2 separate regions of the Homo sapiens genome follow, and region 2 is linked to region 1. The links are chromatin loops, found by intact Hi-C in ENCODE. Cell type or tissue: endothelial cell of umbilical vein. All regions are shown on one strand.

Region 1 (8,000 bases):
TTTTTAGACAAAAAGAATCAATTTGGAGAAATATTGATAACTAAGTAAAACCACAAAGATCCAAAAAACAAATATTATTTTAAAAACCTGTAGTTTTGAAACAAAGTATTGTTGATTATTTTTTAAGAATTATCATTATACATTTAAGAAAACACTTGGTGGACAACTTTTTCCTCAAAAAGCAGTTTTGACACAAGGATACTTATATTTTCAAAAACAAAATGATATACAATTAAGAAATTAAATTTTTTTTAGAAATATATATTTCTGGAACATATTTATATATTTATATTTGCACTTTCAATGTATTTTGTTTAAATAAGTTGATTTCTTTATTTCTCTCTCTTTCTTTCTTTCTTTCTTTTTCTCTTTCTTTCATTTCCACCAGAAATCTTACCAAAAATCAGATTCTGGTACGATTGTGATCAAGTAGTATAATAAAGCTAATCGTGGCTTGCAGAAATCGAAACTCTGCACCTGGACCCATTAGTGCTACCTTCCAACTAAATGAGCCAACACAATCAGCCCAGCTAACATGTAAATTTGGAAATACTGTGGGAAAATTGTGTTCCTGAGGCAAACTGGTGTAGTGCAAAGGCCACAGTCTCTGGGGTCAATTACAAGCATAATTGTGTAGATTTCTGCCTCCCTCAAATTCTAAGTGTTTAACCAGGATAATTTATTCTTATATTTAAAATAGACATTTAAAGTAAACATGACAGGCAGGCCGGGTGGCTCTCACCTATAATGCCAGCACTTTGGAAGGCGAAAGCGGGCAGATTGCTTGAGGTCAGGAGTTTGAGACCAGCCTGGCCAACATGGTGAAACCCCATCTCTACTAAAAATACAAAAATAAAAATAAAAAAATAAGTTGGGCATGGCGGTGCATGCCTGTAGTCCCAGCTACTCAGGGGACTGAAGCATGAGAATTGCTTGAAAGAGGCTGCAGTGAGCTGAGATCACGCCACTGCACTGCAGCCTGGGCAACAGAGTGAGACTCTGTATCAAAAAAAACCAAATTAATTAAAAAAATAAAGATGACAATTCAGAATTTGAAAAAACACATCATATATCAAAAACCTAGAACAAAATAGTATGTAGTAGATTGTTTACAAAAATTAGTTCCCATGCTGTTACATGTCTAAAAACTGGCAAAGGGTGGCTACAGCGTTAATATGAGTCATTAATTAAAGTTTGTAGCACTATATGATACCAATAATGACAACAATAACATTACCTCTACTAGGAAGACACTAAGAGAAGGAGGAAAAAGGGAAAGAAGAAGAAGAAAAAAAAACAAGTAGAAATAGCCGGGTTAACTGTTAGTCACTTTCAAAAAATAATTTTGGATTTTTCTAAATGGTTTTCATCTAATACTTTGCCTTCTGTATTACTGGTACACAATTAGATCAATATGGAATTTTGGGGTTGTATTATTCTTCTCGGGCTGCCATAACAAAATATCATAGATGAGTGGCTTAAATATGACATTAATTTTCTCATAGTTATGAGGACTGGGAGTCCAAGATCAAGGTGCCTGCAGGGATGCTTTCTGGTGAGGATTTTCTCCTTGGCTCATAAGCAGTCACCTTCTCTCTGTGTCTTCACAGGACCTTTCCTTTGTGCACATGAAGAGAGAGAACGCTGGTGTCTCCTCTACTTATAAGGACGTCAGTCCTATTGCATGCCACCCTTATGACCTCATTTAACCTTAATTACCTCCTTCAAGACCATATCTCCAAATGCATTAACATTGGGGGTTATGAATATGAACTTTAGGGGCACACAATTCAGTTTATAACAGGGATAGACAGCAGAAAGGGGGGTCATAGGTGACAATTTAGTTACTGCAAAATTAAGGAAACTAGTTAGACATGAATATAGTTTCTCTAATGCACAATTATTTACCAACCTCCTGTTCTCACAAAGGACTATTATTTAAAGGCTTGTCACATATTGTTTTGTTTCATTGTATCATTTGCAAATAATAGGCCCTTTAAATTTTCATTTTTAATTTAACTTGAGAAAATTAATTAACTTAAGAGAAATTAGAATGTCAGTAAGGAATTTCTCATTGGCTTCCCATAGCTGACACCAACATTTGCAAAATGACCTTTTTCTCCCGCATTTTAAAATGATAATTTCCATTGGTGTTTATTACCTTTATCTCCAAAAGCTGTGGTGCTATTACACACTGCCAGTCAAAAGCTCTCATTGCCGTATGGAAAATGTTTGATTTTAATGAAAAACCTGGATAATCGTTATTGGATGACTTAGCTTGACTAGTGACAGTAGCAGCTTCATATCACTTGAGATAGTGTTTTTCTGGACCAACTTTGATTTTAAGTTGTCTGTGAGGGCTCTTTAACCTGGGTGGCAAATATTGTGCATGAATCATAGGTGTGCAGCTCAGCCCCCATGGACTCCACTGCTATACTCTATGCTGTTGACTGCTAAGTCTCAGTTTCTACTACTTGGGAGATTTTCTTCCTTGGAAGAGAAAATTGAGTCTTGACTGTTCTACACCCATTTTCTATCCCCTCATGCATTTAATAAAATTTGTATCCAGCGTTTGATGAAGATGTAGTTATTATAGTAGTTCAATTATTTCTCCTCCTACATATTAGTGTTTACTGCATATTTTACTCAACTTTAACAGCAAACTGAACTTTATCACCATCTTAATTAGCCCGAAATTATGAAATGATTTTCTTCTTCAAATATTGATTTGTGTCTGTAATGTAGACTGAGTGATCAGAATGATCAATGTTCAACTCAAGCAGCTGATATTTTTAATATTCTGTTTTCCCATAGAATTATTACACACAACCCTGATGATTATGAGCTGAGGGAAAAGGTTTTTAAAATTTTTTTAAATTAATCCATTATTGTGATGCCTTAAATTAAATTATTTTGAAAATAAAATTAAGTTTTGCCTTATTAGAAACTGAGATTTAAAACATTTATGTTAAAAGCAATATTGAGTCTTTGAGATTCTCTAATCTGAAATTTATTTGATTAATTGCTAATCAGTTTTAGATGGATCTAAAACTCTGCAGCTGATTATGTCTGGAGATTGTAATGAGGAATTGTAATATGGTTGCCTAGAAACTGTATTATTGACAAACTGAAATATTAAGGTCTCCATAATTTTAAGATTCAGTGAACAATGAAAGTGCCTGTGGGGGCTGCAGACCCCAGGAAGATAATTATCAGGGGGTTGAATCTGAGACTGTCAGCCAAACTCAGATCCAATTGAGATATAATAAACCTGTCTTGTAAATATTTACTGACATGATTTTTATAGGAAAGTTACCATTATATTCTAAAGCTTTAATACACTAACATATAAATTAAACTTTTATTTGGGATATGCCATTTTCGTCTAACTTAGCTGTTTTCTTTATGTTAGTATTGAAATCAATTCATAGCCTCAGCCATGCAGCCTGATGCTTCCTTCTTGTTACTGAGCCCTATACTGACAAATATACCAAGCAACTAACAGCCCCACCATTCTCCTAGGAGGAACAAGTCATTAATGATGGTGGCAGTAAAGATTCTATGTCCTGCTACCTTATTTTGTTAGAAGCTAAAGTATTTCTTCTTATGTTGCAATAATATAAAAGACTATTTGGTGCCTTTAATTTATTACATTTCAATACAAAATTTTTCTACTAAAAAAAATACTTTAAAAAAAAGTTGGAGAAAGCTAATGAGCTTCAAGTCCTGGAGTTCTCAGTCACTGATAAAGATAATACCATTATTGAATTGAAACAGCTGTGTGATTTAGATCAGGGGTCAGCTTTTAGCTCTTCACTCAGCTCTCATATGAGGGTGAAAAGAAGAGAATGGAATTAGGCGTGATGTGAGTTCCCACCAACACAAATTTTGCTTGATTCTGTCCTTTTAACGACAATTGAACCAGTAGATGGCACTATGTATTTCAGTGAAAACAGTAGACTTTCAGTGCCATAGAAATAAGCAATTAATTGCTGAATGTGAAAATGAGTGAAATGCTTCACATCTGATTGTGAGTTTCCCCCAGTTGATTTGTATTCAAATACCTTAAAGGAACATACAGTCAACACAGATTTCCTTATTTAAGAATGAAGAAGCATACTTGCTTCTGGGACTTTGTGTATGTTTTTAAAATAATGATGTACAGAAAGACAATACATTTAAAAATGTTAATTTGAGTGTTCTGTTCTTAGCATTGCAAATCTAAAGTACATGTATATACATGTATTTGTGTACAATATAGTTTTAAATATAATTAAGTCACTTTTATATAAATAGAAAATTGTTTTCCAAATGCATCAGCCAAGACAACCATTTTTGGAAACAAGACAAAGATCTTTGCAGACCAGAAATGGAACTGAAACAGTGCTAAATGAGACAGAACATTCAGCTTGCCAGGATGTGGGGCCAGAAGTGAGCCTTTGCCACCAAAAAATGTTGATCCTATGGGATGATGGAAACTAAATCCATCTCCGGTGGGATAGGGGACAGAGCCCTCTTCACTGTTTAACACCAAAGTCTTTCATTTAGGGGGAAGAAAACTCTGGAAAGGTCCCTGCTGCACTGGCTGGAGGAGGAGGAAGTAGGCGGAAGCTTCTCAGTTACCACCTGAGTGAAACTGCCTACTAGTTCAATGACTAGTCTGAGATATTGTTAACATCAGTCACTGAGGCACGGGAACTCAAAATCACCAGTTCTGCACTGGTTCCTAGGCAGAAGTAACTGTAAAACTTCTGCTGGAGACTGGAGGGATGAAATTGAAATGGAAACTTCCAGTCAATATTAGCCTGCAAACCAATATTCCTGACCATATGAGGAAAATTTAAGAAAGACAGCTAACACTAAACAATTAATAAAACATTCTATTTTAGCTTTAAAAGAGAGGAACAGAATTCAAAATTTTAATAATTATTTTCCGGATTTGATTAAGTATATAAGTCTTAATTTTGGCAATTCATTTTGAGGGCTAAGAAGGAAAAATAAAAATAAGTCTACCAGACACATCCTACTGAAACTTCAGAATATCAAAAATAAAGAAAAAAAAAAGACACCCTTAAATCTATCAGAGGAGAAAGATTTCCACAAAACAACCGTAATTAAACTAACGGTAGTCTTCTCAGGTATAACCAAGTGTGCCCCCAAACAATGATAATTTACCTTTAAAGTGCTGAGGGATGCCAGTTGTCCACCCAGGATTCTATTACACTGTATAGAGTATGCATAATTATGCTGTAAATAAGTAATTATATTTTAAGCAGGAGGGAAAGGAAAATATATTTTCAGATACACGGAAACTAAAAGAGTTTACTAACCATGCTTTTCCAGAAAGAATGACCAAAAGATGTATTATAGCAAGAAGATGAAACCTAGAGAAAAATAATAGGAAGCATGAAAAAATAGTGAATATAAAAACTGGTAAAATATGTTGGCAAATTTAATTAACTACTGATGACAAAATAAAAGATTTAGAGCTACAAAAGGTGAAACTGAAATACATGTCAATAAAAACAGATTCGTTTGGGCAGAATGGGGATTGGGGTGGTAAAGCCAAGATCCTTGCCTGCTCTGGGAGGAAGATAGGTGTAAGGAATATGTATTACAAAGTATATATCCATTTAAGGAGTGAAGAATAAAGAGGGAAAGTAGAGAAACTTTTGAAATGCATAGGAAGAAAAGTTGAAAAATGAATGGAAAGAACCCACTCAGAACAGTGACTGCCTCTAAGGACGGAGGGAAAATCACAACGCAGGGAGTGAGAGGGAGGCTTCAAGTTATGTCTTTAACTTTTACACATTAAAAGACAAAATGATACAAATTCAATATGCCAGAATGTTAATATTTGTTTGTTGAATGTGGGTAGAAGTTATATAGGCGTTCTTTATCCTATTTGCCATACTTTTCAGGTTGACTGAAGCATTGCGAAATGTAAAATAAATGCCAAGGGGGGAAAAAAAGGAAAAAAATCATCTCAATGTAAATTAATCTATTCTTCCACTTTCTTAGGCCCTGCTGCTGAAGTTTGAGATATAAAATATGTACCTAGAGCTAATATAATGGAGATCCCTGAAAAAGTTTTCCTAAAAAAATAAAAATTAAAAAAAACACACACACAATGAAATAAAAATGAGAGGTAAAATCTGCTCAATTCCTTGTGTATATTGTCAGTTTGTTTTACCTTTGAAATCCTTAGTTCCATGTTCATTTTACACTTGTTTCAACTGATTCCAGCTAATTAAGCAGATTATCTTGGGGACTGTGCTACACACACAAGTTTATCTGCCTGTGTAAGTGCAACTTGAGGACCTTTCTGCAGTGCTAAATTTGCCTTAGGAAAAAATACTGGAAGAATTGTAATTCTGTATTTGTGTGTATGTGTTTCTATAAACCACAAAATCTAATCGGACTATTTGTGGCATTTGCAAAAACACCTACGTCAGCAGTATTACTAGTGAAGACAAGTTAGCCTTCTCTCAAATTTAAGGCTTACATGATACACATGACTAGTTTAGAACATAGCAAATTTAAACCTGGGCACACTAAAAGACATTAGGGGTGACTCTTAGGTAACAGATTTTATCCCAGTACCATACACCCTCTAGTTCCGATATGAATGAGATTTTTAGAATTTCAGCTTGAGTAAAACCAATCAATAATTCTGCCATGGAGGGAAAAACTACCTTGTTTATTTTCAGAGGCAGCCACAAATTATGCTTGGACCCTAGACAAAGTGAAAAAATAACATAAAAGCTTCTAATGCCAATATGGTTTGAAAGGCCTTATGGGAAAAAATTAACTAGGATAAATAAATAAATTTTAAAAAATCAGTGGCCTGACTCAAAATGACAGATTGAGCAATGCACATTCATTCACTTTTCTGCCAGCCAATTCTACTGATGTAACAGAAAGAAAATATAATTATAGGGAATAAACCTGAAAAACAAGGATGTTTTTCAACGCTAGGCTAGAAATTGTGAAAAATTCTAGAAGCTAGAAAGTAGACAGGATCAAATGGTAAAAAAACAAAACAAAACAAAACAAAAAAAACAAGGACAGAGAAAGCTACAGCCAGAATGTACGCAGTGACAAGGTATTGGATGGGAAAGGGCAGCTTATTTCCCAGAGAAATTCCATGTTCAGAATAAACAAAAACATAAAGCAGGAAGGACGTCTAGAACAACAACCAGGATTATTCAGCAAAGGCTGCTATCAACACAGTCCTCCAATTTAAAGGGTTTACATTGTGTTAAATAGGATTTATAAAATAGGAGTTATAATTAGACATGTCCTAGATAACTTTTAGAAACCTAATGTGTTAGTTTCCTAGAACTATCATAACAAATTACCATGAACTGAGCAGCTTGAGATAACAAATTTATTCTCTAACAGTTCAGAAGGAAAGAAGTCTGAAATCAAGGTGCTGATTCACTACTGCTGCTCCCTCGGAAAGCTTTAGGGTAGGATCCTTCTTTGCCCTTTCCTTCTGGTGGTTAACCAGAAATTCTTGGCATTCCTTGACCTGCAGACACATCACTCCAATCTCTGCCTCTGTCATAACATGACATTTTCCCTGTGTGTGCCTATATTCAAAATTCCCTTTTCTTAGGATTCCAGTCATTGGATTAGGTTCTGCCCTAATTCAGTATGACCTTCTCTTAATATGATTATATCTGCAAAAACTTTTTTTTTTTCCACAGAGGGTCACATTTGCAGGTGCTAGAGATTAGGACTTGAGCCTATTTTAGGAGAAAAGTTCAACTCCTAACACCTAAGAATAAAAAAGCTCCAAAATCTTTCAGAATGACCATCACTACCAACAAAAATATAGGTTACCTGTAAAGAAACAAAAATTAAATTTGCAATAGCCTTCTCATCAACAACACAGCATAGGAGAATAAAATGGAGTCAGGTCTTCAAAGTATTGACAAGATATAGCTTTAAGCTAAAATACTATACCAAAAACAAAAACAAAAATTATTACTCAA
Region 2 (8,000 bases), 98 kb after region 1:
TCGTGAATAAATATAAAACTTATGGAGAGGGAGGAAGATATTTTGAAAGGAAAAAAATCATTGGACTTTATTGCTCAAAGCCAAAAGAAATTGTTTTTTGTGGCAAAAGTAAAACAAGGTAATTTTGTACTGTGTGCTGTATTTCTGGCAATTATCTGTTATCTTAAGAGGCTTATATAGAAAGAACAATTGTACCTACTTTCACAGCATGCTCTGAGGATCTAAGGACCCTCAACAAATAGTTTTCATGCTACAAGCAGGCACTTATTTAGGCACAAATAGGATGGGATTCTTTTTTTAACTGTAGTATAAATAATTTTATATAATACAGTTATATAGGCTTTTTTAAACAAAATACAGTCAGATTTTAAATCTCTCTATTCTAAGATAGACACTTCACAATTTAAATTCAAGACTCCTTGTTTCTTGAAGACATCTATGAAAGCAAATGTTTTTGAGAACTTGGCTGAATCTGAGTCCATTCCGATTAGCAGATTCCACATTCACTTTTGAGCCATGACTTAGAAGCTATCAAGACATTATGTAGCAACCTTTTTCTCAGTATTCCAGGAAAATAAAAATGTGCATGCATTAACTCAATAGGTATTCAGATGTTTCCCATTAGTAAGTTGTGACCATGCAATAAAAACCATGCTCACCAATATTCCCCAATAAACTTCAAGATTTGTAAGCTCATGCATACCCACATTTATGTTAAAATTTGAAATAATGAAATATTTTTGCATTGTGAAAAATAGATATATATGCATTTTGTGACCAAAACCATCACCACAGTTCCATTGCTGTTGTTGTTCTTCTTCTTATTATTATTATTATTATTTTTGGTTTGTTTGTATCTGGCACATTTGGGGTTATAAATCACAAATAACATAAATAAGATAATGTTAATCTCCTTCTTACAAAATCCAATGGCTTCCCACAAGTCTATATATAATATGCAAATTTCTTACTATAGCTTATAAGATCTGGAATAATTTTTCCTATCTCCAGCCTTCACCTCTTCTCACATTCATCATATTCTAGCTAATCAGGACTCTTTTATGTCATAAAATATGCTAGATTTGCACACCCTTAAAGCCTTCATATACGAGTTTGTTCTGCCTTGGATACCTCTGTTCCACATTCCCGAACATTCTCTCTCTCATCACACAGCTGGACCCTTTCACCCTCCTGATCTCAATTGAAATGTGACCTTCCTGTATAAACTTTCCATGAGCTGGCTTGTCTGACTGAACCCAAATGGCTAATGGATTTTCTTTCCCGTTACATGCTCTCTAATTTATGATGCTTTGCTTGGGGGGAAAATGAGAGGTGGGAGTCTGTTTACGGAACATGGAAGTCCTTTTGCAGAGGTACAAGAGTGGAAATGGCTGTTCCCCAGCCTGGCTCTCTGAGTCAGACCTGACATCCACAGAGAGAGCACTGCAGTAACTGCAAACGCTTCTGTTTTGATTGTGGTAATTGGAACAATCAGGGCACAAACTGCAAGGTCACTGGCAAGGGTAGCAGCAGGCATGATTCCTCCCTTAGTAATTTTAAAGCAGCAGATTTCAAAAGGGAAAACCAAGCAGATGAAAGTGAGCAGATTTGTTCTTCAGCACATGTGAGATACCCTTGGAGATGCCAATAAATCACTGGAGAGACTGTGAAGGAGGCTTAGGCCCTGCAGATGAAGTTAGTGATGGAGGGAAATCGTGTTTATCCTCGGGCTGTCAGGTCTGAAATACCTGGGTTAAGTAAATGGCCTCTGGGATGGTCACAGTCGGCAATTATTAGCAGTTACAGATCCATCTCTATGCCAAAACAGATAACAGCATCCAGGAATTATCCAAAGTCACAAATCAGTGTCAGTGTCTTGTCACTCACCCACGTAGTGCTTTTCCCTTCCTCCTAGTTACTTAATGGATAAGGGCACATTGTCAAATAAACAAACAAGTGAGGATAAATGTTGCTCCGAAATTTAAGGTGAATCATTAGTCAGACTTGGTATCGTCATGGAATTTGGTCTGTTTTCTAACTAGCTTTATTTTAGCACAGCCATAAATCTGGCTGTAATTGTCTTTAACTCCGATGACTCATACATCTAAGCATTTCATTTAACTTTCAACCGTGAAAAATTCCAACTGATTTGGCAATATGAATGTGCTCTTACATGCATATGATCATATGATGCTGTCAGTACAACATCTGTTTTTGTTCTTGGGATGTTGATGGACTATCATGAACCATCTTATAACTTTCCCAGTCCCCTTTAAGTCCAAGAGGATACAACTGAGAAGGCAGGTAGAGTTTTTGGTCAGTGGCTAGGTTTTTCCTGAATATCAAACAAATTGCCTGGTATGAGAATTTAACAGAATATGACCACAATTTTTTTAACAGATTTATCTACTTGAAACATCGCCTCAGTCAATGAAGAAACTTATGTTCTATAACTAATAATAAAAGATCATTTGTAACTGAAATATGACAAATTGCTGTTTTAATCATGAGGATTACCATTTAGAACAGCTAGGTAAACATTTACTTTTTAATCCGGAAATAAGTTAAAGCAAATAATAAAAATTTATATTTAAATCACACAACATGTTTTATCATGAATAATAAATGTTTTTAAAGTTTAAAAATGTACTTGTTACCTTGTGGGTATTCCTGAACATGATTAGGATTTTTATTTCTCCAAGTATTTTTATTCACTCACAGAATCAAAATGTCAAGGCTATATAAGTTTTCATCAAGTGCTAATTTAGCATCTAAGTTTTTATTAATTAATTTGTAAAGGAAATAATAATGAGAGTCAAAGGAAGAAGCATCTCCTGTGGTGAGCTCCATTTCCAGATTCCAACGAAACCATTAAAATATTTATGGCACTGAGGCTGAATCAGACGGGTCTTGTGTACTCTCTTGTGTGGCCATATTGTGTAGCAACAGTGGGTTTCGAATAATAAGATTCAGTCATCCATTTAGACTCCAATTGGAGCTCAGGCAACTTCAATTTGTGATTATAATGATTAACTTCAAAAAGATGCACTATTTGTAGACCTATGTTGAAACTTATGCAGTGGAACTAAAAAGCCACCTATTTTTATAATAAAAAGGCACAAATACGCAAATGCAAAAGAAATTCATTGGAAAATCTTGAACGTTTCAAATATAATTATCACAAATGCAAATATAAAATAACAATATGTTTGTTAATATTATACTTTCATTTAATCAGTTCTTCTAAGTAAGGCAAATATATGAATTTTTTAATATACAAAAATACCCCCCCAAAACTCCATTAAGTATATCTATATGACCATTGGGTAAGATTTTTTATGATTATTAGTATGGGAAAATTGTGACTGTTTAGATATATTAAATATATTAAGTAATATATTTAATGATTTAAGATTGTTAAATAATTTATATTAAAATTGAAACCTCATTTTGCCAGTATTAAAAATTTCAAAATTTAAATACATATGACACCAATGCATACAATGTTACTTTGTCCTGAACATAAGTTTTAAAAGAATTTAAGTTTAAATATTCTCCTAAATGCTTTGTGAGACTTAAGATAAAAAACAGTTCCTCAGAACTCCTGACAAAGGGGGGCAGTAAAGAAGCAAAAAGATTTTTATGGAGTTCAGGGAAAGCTGAAAGGCCTTTGTGTACATTCCCTATTTTCTAAACAGTAAATGATGGATTGCATTTTAGGCAGACTACAAAATTGCTAAAATTAAATGTTGGGATGGAAATGTGGAATGCAGAGTTTGCAACCCCCTTTTAATTTAATATTTTCAAAGAATTAAGAGAAATTATTATATTTTATTTTATAAAATATTATATTTAAAATTACTCAATTCTAAATGAATGTTATTGCAAACCTAGGCTTATAAGAAGAATGCATTTAGAAGCCCTAGATAACATACAATATAAAAATAATATTTGCAAATTATGCATTTGTTTTCTTTTCTTTCTTTTTTTTTTTTTTTTTGAGATGGAGTTTCGCTCATGTTGCCTAGGCTAGAATACAGTGGCACAATCTCGGCTCACTGCAACCACCGCCTCCTGGGTTCAAACGATTCTTCTGCCTCAGCCTCCCCAGTAGTTGGGATTACAGGTATGTGCCACCATGCCCGGCTAATTTTGTATTTTTAGTAGAGATGGAGTTTCTCCATGTTGGTCAAGCTGGTCTTGAACTCCCGACCTCAGGTGATCCACCCGCCTTGGCCTCCCAAAGTGCTGGGATTACAGGCCTGAGCCACCGCGCCTGGCCTGTTTTCATTTTAAGTGTAGTTGTCTAGCATTTTCAATACATTCCCCCCCGTTTGACAAATTTTATCTTGCCATTTAGCTAATGGGCAAGCAAAAAATTAAGTGGAATAATTGGACAGAACAATTATCTGGTAACCTAAACAATGGTAACATGAGATAGGTATTTTATGCATTGTTTGGACTTATAAACTATCTAGTGTTCTAATAATAGACATAATGGTTTATTCAACTAATAGCTACTGTCATCCTTAGAGGTTATTAACAACTCAAAGTAGTGAATTACATCCAACTAAAGGGTGCTTTTGTATAGACATTTGTTCTTATTGCTGGTCACTTATTCTTCAAATATCTTTTAGGCACCATTTACAAAGATGACCAGAGGTACAAAATCTGCATATATAATAGAAAGAGCCAGGTAGTCATTCAATAAAAGAAGGTATATAGTACCAGGAAAAGATTTTTATCTTAGCCTAAGGCAGTCTGAATTCTCAAGCCCAAAGCACATAAATTTGTTGGAATTATTTCAATTTCTAGTCACTAAAAATGTGACGCACATTTACACCAGTGGTTCGGTTGATTACTTCTCTTCAGCCCTAGTCTCTTAAGCACAGGTATACACACTTACAGCAATATCTCTGCATACAATATTTTTGACAGAATGAAAAAGTTAAAAATATTGATGTTTATTTCAGCGATTCTGAAATGGTTTATAAAAATTCTATGACTATAAGAAATTCATGAGGAATGCAATATATCAGGAAAGAACAATGTCATCTTTACATAAAAAGGATGCGTGTCAGTAATTTGAGAGGCTGGAATCTAGTGACAAATGTGTCACTTTTTAAGGTGTGCTTGATTCACAGCTGACAGCTTTGATTTGAAATTGCCTTTAAAACAATGTCTATGTATCAGTGCAATGAATTCTAACCAAAAGCTTGTTGGAGCTAACCACAGTACCTATATATTCAAGATGTTCATGGGAGGAATGGAAGATTTGATATTTAGGCACTGAAGGGTTGCTATGATAGTTATTATACACAATTGAGTTTAAAATGAATATATGTGTCAGTTCTATTATTAAATGTTATAAAATATGAGGGAATAATAAATGCTATGTAATTTATAAACTACAAGAAAATTTATATCAGGAAACTGCTTATTTCCTAATATATGCACTGTCTTCAGTGTCTCCAAAACTGTCAACTCTGCCAATGTGACTAGCAGATGATGAGCAGGCAGTCCGTGTGATATTATCAATTACATAGTCAGAAATCTGAGTCTTTCTTTCACCTTATGAGCTGTTTAGGAAGAAGGTGTATATGTGTGTAACAGGGAGCAAGAGGAGATTAACTTGTAAGCCATTATCTGATGCAAAGGCAGACATTTACTAAGTCATCTGTGAAGAGATGGTTCGATAATAGCTAAGCATTCATATAAATCTTCAGGGACTCGAATTCTCTCAAGTGTGACAGAATACTCCTCTCAACTGCCAGCGCTCCTGTTGTAAAAAATCACATTTGGCAAAGGGCTCTGGTGTTTTGAGTTCTGCTCAGTGACAGGTTTGTTTTAAGTAAGATTAATACTGAGGACAATAAAATGACCTTCAATTAAGACTCCTTTTAAATTTTGTCTACCTGATTTCCACTATGGTTCGTGTCTAGCTGTACTCTATCTAAGAATGATCTTTAAAACATTCAGGATTATGAGAGAGATATCTAGGAAGTCATAGGAAATAACCACTATTCAATGCTGTTCTGTACACCATTAGTAAACCATAAGAGAGGACAAACATTTATCCAAGAAAGAGACTATTACATAGCCACCAGGACCCAATATGGATTCAGCACAATTGAGCAATACATGTAACAGATTTGTGGTGAAAAACAGGTGCTGCTCAATTGCTTAGTCTAAAATTCTCCCTCAATTCCTTCCCATCACCTAATTTGTTTGACATCTAGTCTTTTTACATTATAATATAGTATATTAAAAAGTTCTTATTATGGTTTTTTTTTTTGAGATGGGGTCTCGCTCTGTCGTTCAGGCTGGAGAGTAGGCTCAGTGCAAACTCTGCCTCCTGGGTTCATGCCATTCTCCTGCCTCAGCCTCCCGAGTAGCTGGGACTACAGGATCCCGCCACCACGTCTGGGCCAATTTTTTGTATTTTTAGTAAAGACTGGGTTTCATGGTGTTAGCTAGGATGGTCTCGATCTCCTGACCTCATGATTTGCCCACCTTGGCCTCCCAAAATGCTGAGATTACAGGTGTGAGCCACCGCGCCTGGCCCTTATTATAGAATTTTTGGGCATACATTGCACATTTTTCTAATTGTGCTTCAATAATACCAAACAAGTGGGCAAATGCTTCACTGGGCTACATTTGCATCCCTGAGTACAATTTCACATTGGTTTTGGTTTTGTGAATTTTGGAGGAATTTATTTTGAGAGATGCCCCTGGAAATAAATAATGCTGATGTTTTGGTGTAATTTTATTTATTGCATTAATGGAATATGTAAATACAATCTATCAGCATTAGGCAGAAAATATTTAAGAGATATCAAATTCTTTTGCCGAGAAAGGTAGTAGTTTGCCAGGAACTACAAGCTTTCTAACTGAACTTTTAAAAATAAATTTTAATTTTTAATTTTGATAGATCATCATAGTTGCACATATTTAAGGGCTATCTGTGATATTTTCATACAATACTGCCATGTTTACTGCCACTATTCACAATAGCCACGATATGGAATCAACCTTTGTTCATCAACAGAAGAGGAGACAAACCTGACTTTGGTCTGTGCTGGCTGCAGGTTCTGGAGAGCTGTTTGAAGTGACAAGATGGCAAATGAAAGGGTCAGTTGGTTGCCTGGTGGATTATTCGTCCTCATAACACTTTACCTAGAAATTTTGCCTTTTCTCACAAAACCATAATAATGGACAAACAGCATGAACCTAGATATGCACCCCCAGTCACTATCGTAAGGTCAAGTTGGTATGAGTCACATAAGTAGAGGACTAGAAGTTTTATCTGAATAGTATTGTCATAGTGGCTAGGAATGAGAGTGAAAAGTAGACTAGATGTGTGCTTTGATATGGCTTGGAGCAAAAGGTCAGGTATTGGGGCACTTCTGAAATGATATCTATTATTTAGGAACTGGGTCAGGAAAATCTATAATTACATTCCTACTGTATTTACATACCATTCATTCCTAAGAGAGCTCTTCCAAAAAAAAAAAAAAAGAGATGTCAGTGCATAAAAAATAAACTCCATTTCTTTCTCAAGCCCAAAGTACATAAATCTTGAAATTTTCCAGCTAAAAAATAGGCATATGTTCTAGCATCAGCTTTAATTTATCCCACATTCATTCTCTGCTACAATAAAGTGACAAAGCCATTCATATTTTATGTTACATCTAATTATCTGTTTTTCAGTTAGATAAATATGCTTTATATCCTAGGTACCATCAGAATTTCAAAGCTCAGAAAATCACTAATGAGAATGGAAGGAATTAACCATCATGCAAGCAGAAGCATGCGGCTACCATGCTACATTGCTCAGAGTTCATGTAGCAGTTTAATCAGGGTAGCAGCTGTGCAATGAGCTTTGTTGGAACTGGAGTCTCGCATCCTAAATGTGAAATATCTACTGTTTGAAAGGGTGATAACTTTATGCCTTGCAAAGAAAACAGTCCTCAAGTGTTATTTTTTAATGAATTAACCCT

Evidence for each region. A loop is a pair of places that touch in the nucleus more often than their neighbours do. Peaks named below come from ENCODE experiments on the same cell type or tissue, not always from the same donor. Only the 100,000 strongest peaks of a DNase experiment are listed, where the experiment ranks them.
Region 2: it touches region 1 in a loop (2.5-fold over the local background); 6 of 110 quality-filtered maps call a loop at or near these places.

What each region holds. Positions count from the first base shown.
Region 1 is chr4:89,654,193-89,662,192 of GRCh38, forward strand. No RefSeq gene overlaps it. Among named protein-coding and RNA genes, the nearest start is that of SNCA-AS1, 180 kb to the right of the region's middle. In endothelial cell of umbilical vein, a CTCF peak has its summit at 3,929 (motif pointing right); a DNase peak (open chromatin) is centred at 3,939; H3K27ac peaks cover 498 bases.
Region 2 is chr4:89,751,796-89,759,795 of GRCh38, forward strand. All of the region lies in intron 4 of SNCA (synuclein alpha), which reads right to left. Among named protein-coding and RNA genes, the nearest start is that of SNCA-AS1, 81 kb to the right of the region's middle. In endothelial cell of umbilical vein, a CTCF peak has its summit at 3,615; DNase peaks (open chromatin) are centred at 1,286 and 1,996; H3K27ac peaks cover 2,416 bases.